Linked DNA regions of Mus musculus: region 2 is linked to region 1. A link is a loop called in an ENCODE intact Hi-C map of the cell type or tissue named here. Cell type or tissue: heart. All regions are shown on one strand.

Region 1 (8,000 bases):
TCAAGATGATTTTTATTCACCAAACAAGGTAAGAAGGGGCTTTTGTAAATGATAATTTTTTTAATATTTACAATTATATCATTTAAGGCAGTGGTTACTCAACCTTCCTAATGCTGAGACCCTTTAATATAGTTCCTCATGTTGTGGTAACCTCCAACCATAAAATTATTTCGTTGCTATTTCATAACCATAACTTTGCTGTTATGAATCGTAATATAAATATCTGATATGCAGGGTATCTGATAGTTGACCCCGTGAAAGGATTTTTTGACCCTAGAGGGGTTGCAACCCACAGGTTGAGAATCAATGTTTAAGGGCTTATTATTGGGTTATCCTAATACAAATTTTTAATTATAATATATATACACACACACATATCAGTATTAAACTCAGTACATGGTATCCATGGTAAAACATACTTAATAAAAACAGGTATAACTCAAATTGATTAAAGGCTTAGCCCAGTCCAGTGTGGGGCTGTATTCCTTTAATCTTATCACTCAGGTAGCAGAGGCAAGGGGATCTCTTAAGTTTAAGGCCAGCTTGTCTACATTGTGAGTTCTAGGCTAACCAAAGCTGCCTAATGAGATCCTGTCTCAAAAAACCCACTACCAACAAAAAAGGCTTAGCCAATACCCAAACATGAAGTCCTATAATGTAAGTTCCACTGTTATGCTGGTGGTAGCTGAAAAAAGGCAGCTGAGACTGAGCTGTTAAATGGCCCATCCAGGAGTAAATAGCTGATGGGTTGGGCTCAAGTGTAAGTCTGAAGTTAACCTGTGTGCTTAAGCACTGGGCTGTTGATACTGGTGTAACATCATTTCAGTGTCACATTGTCCCATCACAGATGGACATCACCAGTCAGAGTGTTTATTTCACATTTTCTGTTTTTGTGTTCTTTTGCATTTTTTGAATTTTGGTAGTATGGGAATTCAAATTCTGAGCTCTTGGAAAGATTAATTTTAGTCTAGTCTATGTTTAGACAGTTCTAGACTATTGCTTACTCGCTTGCTTGCTTGCTTGCTTGCTTGCTTGCTTATTTATTTATTTATTTATTTATTTATTTATAAATTTTGCCATAGAGTCTTACTGAGTTGCCCAGGCTGCCCTTGAACTCACTCTGTAGCCCAGGAGGACCTTGAACTTGTGATCTTCCTGCCTCAGCCTTCTGAGTAGCTAGAGCCATAGCCCAAGCCACCAGGCTTGGTACCCTGTATATTTAGTGGGTTGTTGGGTTTTTTTTTTTTTTTTTTGCTTTTAAAGGACCTTACATAAAATTGAGGTATCAAATCCCAGTTATATATATTTTATTTAACTGTTCAATCATTTAAATATTTTCTCTCTCTCTCTCTCTGTGTGTGTGTGTGTGTGTGTAGATTTTCAAGAAATCTATAGTCTGATAGAGAATTAAATGTAAAGCAAATAATTGATGTGTCTTGTGTTAGACCCTCCCTGGTGCTGTGACAGATGCCTAAGAAAACAAGGATGTGTTGTGCTTGCAGCCTCAGGCTTTAGTGCACTTGCAGCTGCCTGGCGCCCATGACTTTAACACTGGGAAGGCAGAGGTACCATGAAAGAAGGCGTAACAGGAAAGCTACGCACTTTGTAGTAGGCAGGCACTTTGTGGTATGCAGTGATGACCGGGACTAGATAAGCAGCCCTGGCATGAGCGGCTCTTCTTCCACTCTTCTTCCACCTTGGCCCCATCTCCCAGTGTCTCCCACCTCCAAGTAATTCAGGCACATGACATTGTGACTCTGTGAGTGGAGACTACACCGGTGAAGCCAGAGTCCTCGTGACCTAGTCACTTCCCCAGAGCCCATCAGCTGGCCACCAAGGCTGTAAGACTGTACACCTAAGCTTTCAGGGGATAGTGCATGTTCAAGCCCTAACACTTTGAGTTTTCTTGTCTGTTAAATGCTGCAATAATACACTCTCCTTCTGGGTATTAAAAGAGTTCAGTGGATTAGTGACATTAAAGTGTTTAGAGCAGAGCTTTGTCGTTAGTAAGATGGTGTCAAACATCAGGTGTACACAAAGTAGAAGACTTCTAGCAGGCCTGTTTTCAGAATTTTGAAACAGACTTTACAAATCTGAAAAATGAAGAGTCTTTCAGATGTTGCAGAGGAATATAAGGAGGGGTATTAAAATAATAAGGAGGGGAAATAGCATGGATCACGATTTGGTCCATAATATTTATGTATCACTGTTAAACTCAGTTCATGGTATCCATCGTAGAGCATACTAATAAAAACAAATATAACTAAGATTAATTAAAGGCTTAGCCCAGCCAGGTGTGGTAGCTAATGTTTATATTCCTAGCATTTTAGGTACAGAGACAGGAGAATCACTGTGAGTTTGGGTCCAGCCTGTACTATACTGCAGTACCAGGCCTGGACTACATATTAAAACTCTGTCTTAGAAAAAGAAAAAAGAAAGAAAGAAGTTGTCTTAGGGTTTTACTGCTGTGAACAGACACCATGACCATGGCAACTCTTTTAAGGACATTTTTTTGTTTGTTTTTTTGAGACAGGGTTTCTCTGTGTAACCCTGGCTGTCCTGGAACTCACTCTGTGGACCAGGCTGGCCTGGAACTCAGAAATCTGCCTGCCTCTGCTTCCCAAGTGCTGGGATTAAAGGCGTGCACCACCACTGCCCGGTATAAGGACAATATTTAATTGGGGCTGGCTTACAGGTTCAGAGGTTCTGTTCATTATCATCAAGGTGGGAACATGGCAGCATCCAGTCAGGCATGTTGTAGGAGGAGCTGAGAGTTCTGCATCTTCATCTGAAAGCTGCTAGCAGAATACTGACTTCCAGGCAGCTAGGATGAGGGTCTTAAAGCCCACACCCACAGTGACACACCTATTCCAACAAGGCCACCTAGTGCCACTTCCTAAGCCAAGCATATACAAACCGTCACAGAAGCAAAGGTGATATAAAATGATATAAAAATGATATAAAATGATCATTCAGACAACAGAGTAGATAAGATGGCTAGAAAGTGTGGCACAGTACAAAGATGAGGTTGGAGTGAAATCCTGCTAGAGGTGTTTTGTCTCTGATGTGACACCGTAGATTACACTCACCACATTATAAATGCTATCTTCCACCCAGTCTGCTCTGAGCTGTGAGTTGTTTAGCTTCTAAAGCACCATCTAAACACAGGCATTGAAGGAGTTAGAGAGACAAGAGTGTGGAGCAGAGACTGAAGGAATGACCAGCTGGAGACTGCCCCACCTGGGGATTCATCCCATATCTAATCACCAAATGCAATCACTTTTGTGGATGCCATCAAGTGCTTACTGACAGAAGCCTGTTATAGCTGTCTCCGGAGAGGCTCCACCAATGCCTGACAAATACAGCGGTGGATCCTCACAGCCTAACATTGGACTGAGCACAGGGTCCCCAATGAAGGAGCTAGATAAAGTACCCAAGGAGCTGAAGGGGTTTGCAGCCCCATAGGAGGAACAACAATATGAACTAACCAGTACCCCCCAGAGCTCCCAGGGACTAAACCATCAGTCAAGGAAGACACATGGTGGGACTCGTGTCTCTAGCTGTATATGTAGCAGAGGATGGCCTAGTCAGTCATCAATGGGAGGAGAGGCCCTTGGTCCTGTGAAGGCTGGATGCCCCAGGTAGGGAATGCAGGGCCAGGAAGCAGGAGTGGGTGGGTTGGTGAGCAGGGGGAGAGGGGAGGGGATAGGGGGTTTTCAGAGGGGAAACCAGGAAAAGGAACATTTGAAATGTAAATAAATACCTAATGAGGTGAGGCCTGCCTTGTGTTGTGTTTGTATTGATCAAACATCTTTAGGTAACAGAATTTACACCCCCAGAATGCATGTCATAGAACATGCTGGTGAGTAGACAGAGTGGATCAAAGAGTGAAACCTGAGAGAGGAAGCAGGGATGTCAGGAATGAAGGACTAGAGAAACTAGATTGTCAATATCCTGGCTCCCAGAATAAACTGCTTCAGGGGAACAGTGCACCGACGCTGCCCACCGTTTCTTCAAGTGCATCATCTCCCTTTGGTGCGCCTGCTCTTAAGTTCACTGACTTCTGCCTTGTTATGCTATCTAGTAACCATATTGCCTTTGAAATTCCTAGGATGCTTTTCAAAATTATACTTGTATTTACTTGTGAGTTAAAGATTTAGAACCAAAACGTTTCATTTACATTTTAAACATTAACAGTTTCATTATATACCTTTAAAAATATGAATATTTTGTTGGTTTGGTTTGCTTTTGGTTGTTTGATTGTCATTTTGTTTTTTAGTTTTTAAGATTTTTTATGTGTATGAGTGTTTTGTCTGCATGATGTGAGCTGTTATATGGGTGCTGGAAACTGAAGCCAGGTCCTCTGCCAGAGCAGTGAGTGCTCTTAAGCACTGAGACATCTCTCTAGGCCCCTGGTTTTGGTTTTCGGAGGAGGGTCTCTATAATTAACACTTTAAAATCATCCAGCTAAATGGCAGTAATTACATTCATATGCCTTGTATATGGGTGTGTGGCCTGAATGATGTCTGTGTTCCACCTGCATGCCTGGTGCGCACTAAGCCAAAAGAGGGCATCTGGTCCCCTGGAACTGGAGTCACAAACGATTGTGAGGCACCATATGGGTGCTGGGAATCAAAACCAGGTCTTCTAGAAGAACAGCAAATATTTTTAACCACTGAGCCCTTTGTCCAGCCCAGTTCTGTGTCTTTGTAAGTGTTGTCTTAGATGTTTCTTCTTTTGCTGGTTTTGGTTTTTTTCAGAGAGGGTTTTCTTTATCCCTGACTGTCCATGAGTGCTGGGACTAATGGCCCGGTTCTGATTTAGATATTTCATGAATGTGGTACCATACAATTTTGGGCCTTTTGTGTCTTTTCTTTTCTTTTTTCTTTTTTCTTTTTTTTTTACTTAGTATGTTTTCAAGAGTTCAAAGTTATAACCCATCCCAGAAGTTCCTTGTCCTTGGCAGGATGGCGTGCGTCATGTTTTTACAGCCTGCTTTGCTAACCCATTGTTTTTCTCTTCCTCTCTTTTTTTCTTTTATTATTTCTTTTTTGGGACAGGGTCTGTCTATGTAGCTCTGGCTGTTCTGGAACTCTCTATTTAGACCAGGCTGGCCTCAAATTCAAAGAGATTCACCTGCCTCAGCCTCCCAAGTGCTTGGATTAAAGGCTGCACCACAACACCTGACTCCATTCATCTTTGATGGGTATTTAGTTGTTCCCAGCTTTTAGCTACTGTAAATAATGGTATCGTGAACACCAGTGTACAGGCATCCTTTCCAGTTTCTGTGTTAGTTGCTTTCACTGTATGTTCAGTGTAAACGCAGAGCACTATTTTAGTCACTAGTCTCTATCCTCTTGTACCTAGAGTAGTCTGTACTGCTTAGGAGTCACCTGGTGGTGAACTAGTCTGAGCATCTCTGCGTTTCCTGCTGTTAGGCAGCAGGTTGGACACACAAAGCCTTGTTGATGAACCATAAAAGCAGTTAAATTCGAAGACTGATTTTTCCTGTTGTGTTTCATCAAGGCAGATTGCCAGGTTTAAACCTCTAGGGGAGAATTTGTTTTAACCTAAGATTGTTAGAAACCAAAAGGCCAACTAGATTGTATTTCATTTTGTTTGGGTTTGTTTTTGTTTTAACAGTGAATGCATAAAAATACAACCAGCTGACATCCAGCCCGATATATTCAGCTACTTGTTGCATATTATGTACACAGGAAAAGGGCCAAAACAGATTGTGGATCATAGTCGTTTGGAGGAAGGGATCCGATTTCTTCACGCTGACTACCTTTCTCACATTGCAACTGAAATGAATCAAGTGTTCTCACCAGAGACTGTGCAGACATCTAATTTGTATGGTATTCAGATTTCAACAACCCAGAAAACAGCTGTCAAACAAGGGCTGGAGATCAAAGAAACTCCTCCCAGTAGCAGTGGAAACAGAGCTGCTGTCCCAGGTGACCACCCCCAGCTGCAGCTCTCTCTGGCAATTGGGCTAGATGATGGCAGCGGTGCGGAGCAGCAGAGGACCCATCCTGCTGCCCAGGCCGTGGAGGAGCACCAGAAGCCCCCAGTGTCCATCAAGCAGGAGAGATGTGATCCAGAGTCTGTGATCTCCCAAAGCCACTCCTCATCCTCATCAGAGGTGACTGGCCCCTCTTTTACAGAAAACAGTATCAAAGTCCACTTATGCCATTACTGTGGGGAGCGCTTTGAATCCCGAAGTAACCTGAGACAACACCTCCATACCCACGTGTCCAGATCTCTCCCGTTCGGTGTCCCTGCTTCCATTTTGGAAAGTAATGACCTTGGTGAAGTGCATCCACTTAGTGACAGCAGTGAGGCTCTTGAATGCCGGAGGCTCAGCTCCTTCATTGTCAAGGAGAATGAGCAGCAGCAGCCATCACCTGAGCACTCGAGCCGAGGCACCTCAGAGCCTTTGCAGATTAGTCAAGTATCTTTGATCTCCAAAGACACAGAGCCAGTAGAATTAAACTGTAATTTTTCTTTTTCAAGGAAAAGAAAAATCAGTTGTACCATCTGTGGTCATAAATTTCTTCGAAAGAGCCAGTTACTGGAACACATGTATACACACAAAGGTAAATCCTACAGATATAACCGTTGCCAAAGGTTTGGAAACTCATTGGCCCAGAGGTTTCAGCAGTATTGTGACAGCTGGCCCGATGTCCCCTTAAAAAGCTCTCGCTTGTCACAAGAACATTTAGACTTGCCTTGTGCCTTAGAGTCAGAGCTCACACAAGCGGGTGTGGACACCATCCTCGTTGAGTAGCAGCTTCTCGGGCAGAACTTTTATACTGATCTTGGAGGAGATTTACACGCCATTTCTAATCATAAATTAGTTAGTTAGCTCCTCATGGTCTTTTGACTTAAAATATTATCTGTTGTGTGTTTTGAGGTTGAACAAACCAGTTCTCATTATAAGACATGGCTATTAAACATAACTTTCAAATTATCCTATGAGCTTTTCTATACATTAAATCATAATTTGAAAATCAGAAGTTAATGTAGAAACTTTAAGAGTGAGTGATTATTTATAAAATCTCTTGTTTTTCCAGGTTGCAGAATCAGTAAAATGAACTTGACTATGAAGCAGATGAGATCTGTTTTAGAGAATATTTTAGAGACTGGGATTGAAGCTCATCTGTAGAGTACTTGCCTAGTGTGTGTGAGGCCCTAGGTTCAGTGTCCAGCATACACTCACATGCACACACACAGATACACTTCTAAACTGTCACTTGTCTTAGGTTTCATGTGAATTATGCTCTTAGGAAAATGATTTTTTAAATATTTTCAGCCATATAGGAAATCAATCATTTTAATGTATAAATATATGTATGTGTATATATATATATATATATATATATATATATATATATATATATACATATATATATATATACACACACACACACACATATATATATATGAAGTAAGTAGTTACTTTAATGTATAACTATATATTATAATGTATAAAAAGTTTGTTTTGTTTTAAGACATGGCTATACCAAATCACAAGTAGTTTTAACTGTACTTACTAGCATTCCAACCTCTTATATGGCCTTTTATTTATTAGCCATCAAGTATACCTCATTTTTAATAAATATTTTAGCTAAAAGGAAGGACTGGAGAAGTCAGTAGTGAAGAAGGCTTGAGCAGAGAAACAGTGCATTCACGTAAGTGGTCATACAGGTCTGTGTGAGCCAACCTTGTGCGGATAGGCAGATCTCCAGTGTGCTCTTGGACACCTTCAGGTGTTTATAGCAAGAGGATCACCTAAGTTTGAAGAGGAAAATGGTAAGATACGTATCATCTCCCTGACTTAATGTTGCAGACTTATTAAGGCTGCCTGGGTTGATGATAGTTTTTTTTTCTAAAAGTCACTCATAAGGGTGATTTGACAATGGTGTAGCTTTCGCTTTTCTGTTAGTAAAAGCAGTGGAGTGGATGCACTGAGCATTCCAGACCTACTTAAAACCCAT
Region 2 (8,000 bases), 560 kb after region 1:
GAAGAGACAGGTGAATTCCTATGAATTTGAGGCGTGGTCTATAGTCCAGGGCAGCCAAGCAAATAAATAAAATCAACACATAAATGGAAATGTATTGTGTGTGTGTGTGTGTGTGTGTGTGTGTGTGTGTGTGTGTGTGTGCCTAAGTGTACGTTCTTGCACCTTTTGTGTGCGCTAGCCTGGGGAGTCAGGAAAGGTATCAGACCCCCTGGAATTGGAGTCACAGACAGTGGTTGGCTATCATGTGGGTGCTGGGAATCAAACCTACTCTTCTGCAAGAACAACAAATGTTCTTAACTTCTGAGCTTCCCCTCCAGCGTGGGGGTGAGGGGTGGGAGATAGGGGGTGTGGTTGTTTTGTGACCTGTCATTTAGTACTTTGTCTAATTTCTGAGTTCTTTTTTCTTCCTCCATTCTCCCACATTTTCAACACCCTAAGACTAGATAGGAGATGAAAAACAGAATACTGGTTAGGGGTATTGAGTTCTTTGGGGCAAGTTTTATCTTTACCGTCAGGATATCTACTTTCTTCTTCTCCTCCTCCTCTTCCTCCCCTTCCTCCTCCCTCCTCCTCTTCTTCCTCCTCCTCATTCTTCACACAAGACTACTTAACAAACAGCAACCAACAGCAGACCAACAACAACAAACACACCTCTTGGGGCCTTAGCATCTGTCTGTCTGTCTATCTATCCATCCATCCATCTATCTATCTATTTATTTTTAGGATTTATTTGTTTTACACACACACACACACACACACTGTTGCTGTCTTCAGATCCCAGTACAGATGGTTTTTAGCCACCATGTGGTTGCTGGGAATTGAACTCAGGACCTCTGGAAGAGCAGTCAGTGCTCTTAACTGCTGAGCCAATTCTCCAGCCTGGCTTATATACACTCTGAAAAGTCCCCAGAATTCCAAGCGTCACACCATCACAGAACCTCTCTGCAGCTGGCAAAATCCCACCCCTGTTGGAGCACAAGTGGACAATCTGCGGCAGCCTCACATTAAACAAAAACATAGTCACAGAATAGTTCTGTGTTTTTTCAAAGAAACCAAAATCCTGTTTGAAAGCGGTTTGTAAACCAAGCACACGCAGTGGCGCACACCTTTAATCCCGCACTCGGGAGACAGAGGCAGGTGGGTCTCTATGAATTGGTGCTATCCTGTCTCAAAAGGACAAAAATGTAGGCTATTGATGCGGAATCTTAAAAAAAAAACAAAAACAAAACAAACAAACAAACAAACAAAAAACAAGAACAAACCAAGCAAACAAACAAAATTTCAATCTGGGTGGTGGTGGCACACACCTGAGATCTCTGTGAGTTCTTGAGGCCAGCCTGGTCTACAGAAAGGTGTCCAGCCGGGGAAACCCGAGACACTCTGTCTCAGAAACAAACAAACAAACAACAACAAAAATCCCTTTCGATTTTAATGTTGCATTTTAGTCCCTCAGAACTATTTTATATTTTGACATAGTTTATTCAGGATAGTTTAAACATTTCATGGTATTTTCTTTCCCTATATAAGATTCAGTAGGCTTTTTCCCCCCTCAATTTCTAGACAGATGGAGATTTTTTAAAAACATCTTTTTTCTTCAAAGTGTTGATGAGCCCCATGACGCAAGTCAGTGCACACCCACACACCGGGAGCTTCTGTTTCCCTTTCTCTCGTGTGAGGGCCTGTTGTTCGCCTGTCTGCTTGGGTTACCATTGGCAGGCTGATGTCAGCTGGGCAATCCTGTGGGGCACTTGCACCTTACCTGAGAAGCACTGAATCTGCCAGAATCCCACTGTGCTCAAGTCTGTTAGGTTTCAACCTAACTTCAGGAAGAAGGGAAAAAAAATATAACAGCTCAGAATATTCTAGGACTCCTACCCCTACCCCCATTTTGTTAGTATAGCAAAAGGAAATTAAGTTCTTGTCTTTGCAGTTATTTAAATAAAGAATTTTTTATCTAATTATTTTAACATTGAACTTTACTGTACTTGACGTTTTGATCAACTGCATCACAACTCGGGTCAACAAATAAAGGAAAGAAGATGAGGCATTTTCTAACCACCTTCAGCAACAGAAGGCTGGCCCTGGGCTGTAAACCAAACAGGCCGCAGAGTCAAACTGTCAGGTGTGTGTGCATGGTGGTGAGAGGGGTGGGAGACGCCGCACACTGCTTCCTGCCCTTACATACAGCAAGCAGTGTTAGGAATTCCTTTAAGCCTTCAGCAACTCAGGTAAAGCTGGATCCTTGGATTCACCACAGAAAGGAGTTTCAGGAAAAGCCAGTCTGGAACATGGGAAGTTTATTAAAGGTTGGAGAGATGGCTTGGTGGGTAATGAACTCGCTGCATAACATGAAGCCTGAGCCTGGATCCCCTGTAAAGCCAGAGACAGTAGGATATGTTTGTAATCCCGGAGCTCCTACAGTAAGGTGGGAGGCAGGCAGGAGATTCCTGGAAGCTCTTGGGCCAGCTAGCTTGGAATGCCCAGCAATGGACAAGAAACCTTGTCCCAAACAAGGTAAAAGATTAAGACTGACACCTGAGGTTGTCATCTGACCACCACACTTACCTCATAGGATTATGGCACCAGCATACACACATGAACATACACACAGAGAACATGCACACAGAGGGGCGGGAGGAAGAGAGAAGAGATTTAAAGACATTAATAACTTACATTTCTGCTGAAGCCTGAAGTTGCTCAACTCCACAAAGGAACGCCTAAACTCACTTAACTCTGTTTTCTTTAGCCATAGATAGGGCTTAGGTGCATTCTGGACTTATCTTCAAAGGATTGCTAAGGAGTTTAAATGAGATCCCAGGCTAGCTCCTGAGGGCAACCAGACAGGCTAACAAAGTCATAAGGCAAAAAAACTGTAGATGTGGAGACAGGAAAATAGGGTATCCTCACTGCAAACTAAGTCAGTAGCTCTGCTGTGAGCGCCTGGGAGAAGGGTGTCATGCTACCCAGAATCATACCTTCTAACTGGCTTGTTGTTCTTGAACATGCTTTCTTGAAGTGCTTCTACATAAAAGAAATTGTGTTAAAAAAGAAAAAAGAAAAAGAAAGAAAGAAAAAGAAAGGAAAAAAGAAATTGTTTTTACCTGCAACCTTCACAGCAAAGGTTAGTTGGGCTGGTAACCTTGATTCTCAAGTGGGAGGCTTCACCCAGACTCTAGAGTTTGGGGGTCTCCCTACCCTCTTCGTGTCCTTTCTTTCCCTGCCATTTTGCCTCACCTCAAAACGATTCACCAAAAAGGAACTTCTTTATGAGACCGAGTCCTAGAATCAAGTAATTAAAAAGAAGAAGAGGAGGAAGAAGAGGAGAAAATAAAGGCCTAACGTTAAAGTCATCATGCTTTAGTAGACAGACCAGCCGCCTTGCCAGTCACTTAGGTCTATGAGCCTCTATTTTATGGTCTCTGTATTTTAAAAAGAGATTGAAAACCACTAAAAGAATCTGGGCTTATTTATACTTTAGGCAGAACTGGAGAGCTAAGCCCTCATACTCTTAGTCTTTCTGAAAGAAACAAAAGGAACCAGAGGCCCAAGGACTAGATTCAGCTGGGGACGGTGGGCATGATGACTTGGCTGTCTGAATCTCATCCTGGGGGCAGAGTTCATCCCATTCTCAGCTCTGGTATGGGATTCCTAGGACAATTCTAATTCTTTAGGGTCCATTGCTTGTCCCTGTTTCAGCCGTTCTTTAATAGACTTTGGATTTTTCTTTATCATCTGGACACACAAAACTGTGCAACAAAATCTTACCCCGTCCCTTTTGAATACTTGCCTACTGATAAGAACCCCTGATGAGGTTTCTTTCCCTTTTTTGAGACAAGGTCTCACCATGCAGCCTTGGTTAGCTTTGAACTCATAAATCTTTCTACTTCCTCCTGGGGTAATGAAACTGGGGCAAACACCACCATGTCCCATCCCGCTGATGAGTGCTTCCTGTCAGGAGGGAGAGAAAGATGGAGAAAGGGAGGGAGGACAGGAGTCCCTGTCCATGGGCTAAATAATGTTACTTTCTTAATGCCCCTGTCTCTGCCACCTGAGTGCTGAGTGCTCCATTGTGTCTGGGTCTTAGTAGTATTCCCTCCCTCTCCCATCCCTCCTTCCCTCCCTCCTCCCCTATTTCTCCTCCTCCTTCTCATCTTTCAATTTCCTTTTTCCCCTCATCTTTCTCCTCCCCCTTCCTTCTCTTTCCTATTTTTGATTGTTGGTGTTTTTTGTTTGGTTTGGTTTGGTTTGGTTTTTCCCCAAACAGTATCTCACATGGTTCAGCCAGGCCTCAAACTCTAAATCTTTCTACTTCCTCCTGGGGTAATGAAACTGGGGCAAACACCACCATGTCCCATCCCGCTGATGAGTGCTTCCTGTCAGGAGGGAGAGAAAGATGGAGAAAGGGAGGGAGGACAGGAGTCCCTGTCCATGGGCTAAATAATGTTACTTTCTTAATGCAAGTGTAGCATATTCGTTTTTAAAGTGCAACAGTGACATCTAGTGGAGAAGATAGTTGAGTATGCTACCAAACAACATCAAAATTTTCTATTTGTCAATTAGGGAAAAAAATGTGACCCTTAATAAATTTGTTTTTCTTAAATACAAGAGTACTGGCTGGTTTTGTGTCAACTTGACACAGCTGGAGTTATCACAGAGAAAGGAGCTTCAGTTGAGGAAATGCCTCCACGAGATCCAGCTATAAGGCATTTTCTCATCTAGTGATCAAGGGGGGAAAGGCCCCTTGTGGGTGGGACCATCTCTGGGCTGGTAGTCTTGGGTTCTATAAGAGAGCAGGCTGAGCAAGCCAGGGGAAGCAAGCCAGTAAGTAACATCCCTCCATGGCCCCTGCATCAGCTCCTGCTTCCTGCCCTGTGTGAGTTCCAGTCCTGACTTCCTTCAGTGATGAACAGCAATGTAGACGTGTACGCTGGATAAATCTTTTCCTCCCCAACTGCTTCTTGGTCATGATGTTTGTGCAGGAATAGAAACCCTGATTAAGACAAACTGGTATAATAAGTGGCGTATTCCTGTGACAACCTGACCATGTTTTGGGGAGGACTGTGGAAGGACTTTGGAACTTTAAGCTAAAAGATCCATTTGGTTTTAAGAGCTCTGTGGGATGTTGTGTAGGAGCTTGGAAGATAATGTTGAGAACAGTGCAGAAGATCGAGGCCTGACTTGTGAAATTTCAAAGGGAAGATTAAAGACTCTTTTCAGGGCCATTGGTATTTTGATTGTGAAGATTCTGTGGTTCTGGTTAGCTGGGGCTGAAAAATCAGCTGTGATTAACAAAATACTAGAACTACTAAAGTGAAAAGTTTGCATTACTGGGACTATTGATGCTGGTTAGCTGGAGCTAAGAAATTAGCGGTGATTAAGAAGAGACCAGCATCATTGAGGTGAAATCTTCTGGGAAGTGTTTTCTGAGAGCACAGAGGCTGTGTTCCAGAGATGGCCAAGGTTGTACCTTGTGCTGTGGCTGGACTTGGTAATGTGTAAGTGTCACCCAGGTGGTACTGGTTTTGAAGGCCTGAAGGGTGTCATGCAGAGCAGCTGAGGCTCGGCACTGTGAGAGGCCATGGAAGGCCATTGGTGAAGGTGCAGCCTCAATTGCAACTGATGGCCCAGGACTGAAGGGGTCATGTAAAGGAGTTGAGACTTGGCACCATGAAGAGAGCCTATGAGAGGCTATTGTTGAAGCCAAGTTACAGTGGAAGACGCAGTGTTTTGGAGATTCCAGTACCATGAGATGACCACCAAGAACAGCAGCAACAGTGGAGTACAGGCATCTGGACCCTAAAAGACAAGCTGTGTGCTACAAAGGACAGGACTGGAGAAGTGACCCAAGCCCTTGGAGGAGCCCAAAAGATCATGAATTGAATCCCAGACATTGGACAGTTGGAGTTTAATTTTTGCTTTTGATTGTGACTGTGCCCTGATATTTTTCCCTCTTGAAGGAAGAAAGTATTTTAGTGGAGCCCACAGTTAAGAGACTTTGAATTTTAAAAGAGATTGGATATTTTAAGGAGATTGAAAATTTAAGAATATGTAAAGACTGTAGGACTTTTAAAGTTATTTAGATCTTGGGGCTGAATAAGTAACTAAGGGTTGAGGCTAACTAGTGATGTGTTTGTGTGTCAAGTTGACAAGGGGTCAATTGTACTGGCTGGTTTTCTGTCAACTTGACACAGGCTGGAGTTATCACAGAGAAAGCTTCAGTTGAGGAAATGCCTCCATGAGATCCAGCTGTAAGGCATTTTCCCAACTAGTGATCAAGGGTGGAGGACCCATTGTGGGTGGGACCATCTCTGGGCTGGTAGTCTTGGGTTCTATAAGAGAGCAGGCTGAGCAAGCCAGGGGAGGCAAGCCAGTAAAGAACATACCTCCATGGCCTCTGCATCAGCTCCTGCTTCCTGCCCTGTGTGAGTTCCATTCCTGACTTCCTTCAGTGATGAACAACAATGTGGAAATGTAAGCTGAATAAACCCTTTCCTCACCAACTGCTTCTCAGTCATGATGTTTGTGCAGGAGTAGAAACCCTGACTAAGACAACAAGCCAATGCTACAGAAGGAAAAGTATCTAAACTTACACTAGAAATGCTCCCAGCTACTGTATATGCCACAGATCTTGGGCTGTAGGTGGAGTTGTTCAGCCAGCTGCAAGGTGAAACCTGGCACCCACTTAGACAAGTGATAAAACTTGTTCTCTGTGTGGTGCATTTGGGGTGATTTATTATTATTTTTCATTGTGGAGGCAGGTCTTACACCATAGCTATATCTGATCTGGCACTTACTATATAGCCTTGAATTCATGGCACTTGTCCCTCAACCTCCAGAACTCTGGGATTACAGGTGTTTGCCATCAATATTGAGAAAGGGTTTTAATAGCGATCATTCACACAATGGATGGACTGTAATCAGACTTCCGAAACACTCTTAGCATAATACTAAAATAATATCTACTAGAGCACTGGGTTGAGTTCACAATGTGAGGAGATCACAGCAGAGTCCTAGGTAAATAGAAGCCAGAGGGAGAAGAGTCCAGTGCACTAATGTAGATCAAACAAATAAGCAAACCCACTGGAGTGAATGCTAAATGGTTCTTTGTTTTCTTTCAAGCTTAGTCTTGCTCAGAAGTCCATAGAAGAACGGCTGGTTCCAATATCTGAAAAAACCTGAATAGCTAAAGAAGACTCCTGTCCAGAAATGCTGGGGCTGGAACGCTCCCCCCCCCCAGAAGGGGGGGGGCTCATGCACCCTGGGCAAGCACATCACCAAAGGAGCCACACTCCAGCCCTGGTTTGTCATTCTTCAGACAGGGTCTCATGTAGCACCCGCTGTTCTCTTCCTCCTGATCTTCCTCCTGCTGAGTGCTGAGAGTACAGGAAGGCATTTCCTGTTAGAGAGGACGGACACAGAGAGAAACAGAGACAGACAGACAGACAGACAGACAGACAGAGATAGAAAAAGAGAAAAAGAGAAACAGAGACAGAAGATCCCAAGGCTAGAGAGCATTACTTTGGGCTGGAGAGATGGCTCAGCGGTTAAGAGCATTGACTGCTCTTCTAGAGTTCCTAAGTTCAATTCCCAGCAGCCACATGTCAGCTCACAACCATCTGTAATGGGATCTGGTGCCCTCTTCTCTTTTTTTCTAGTGTAACACTGAATAACACCTAGCATAGGTGTCCAGTCTGCAGCCCATTCATTAGCCATATACATCGCAGAATAACTATGAATTTGGCCCGACACATTTGTTAATGACAACACCATATTGCTATGTAGAAAGTTGAATGCCCCAACTGCAAAACATTGGTCACCCCAGATTGTACAGAGGGTGCTTCACTGAAACGTATGTTTTAAGAATTGTCCCTCAAGGCTAGAGAGATAGCTCAGCAGTTAAAAGCTCCTGTTGCTCCCATAAAGGACCCAGGTTGAATTCCAAGCACCTGTGTGGTAGCTCACAGCAATCCATAACTCCAGTTCCAGGAGATCAGAGACAT

The links. Peaks named below come from ENCODE experiments on the same cell type or tissue, not always from the same donor. Only the 100,000 strongest peaks of a DNase experiment are listed, where the experiment ranks them.
Region 2: a loop joins it to region 1, with 6 times the contacts of the local background. A loop is called at or near these places in 7 of 42 quality-filtered maps.

The regions. Positions count from the first base shown.
Region 1 is chr12:76,347,917-76,355,916 of GRCm38, reverse strand. It overlaps Zbtb25 (zinc finger and BTB domain containing 25), which reads left to right. Exons shown (of 3, transcript NM_028356.2): 2 at 1-28; 3 at 5,644-7,017. The coding sequence ends at 6,790. Among named protein-coding and RNA genes, the nearest start is that of Zbtb25, 18 kb to the left of the region's middle. In heart, no CTCF peak of the experiment used is centred here; no DNase peak of the experiment used is centred here.
Region 2 is chr12:75,783,349-75,791,348 of GRCm38, reverse strand. All of the region lies in intron 2 of Gm40447, which reads left to right. Among named protein-coding and RNA genes, the nearest start is that of Syne2, 31 kb to the left of the region's middle. In heart, a CTCF peak has its summit at 4,525 (motif pointing left); no DNase peak of the experiment used is centred here.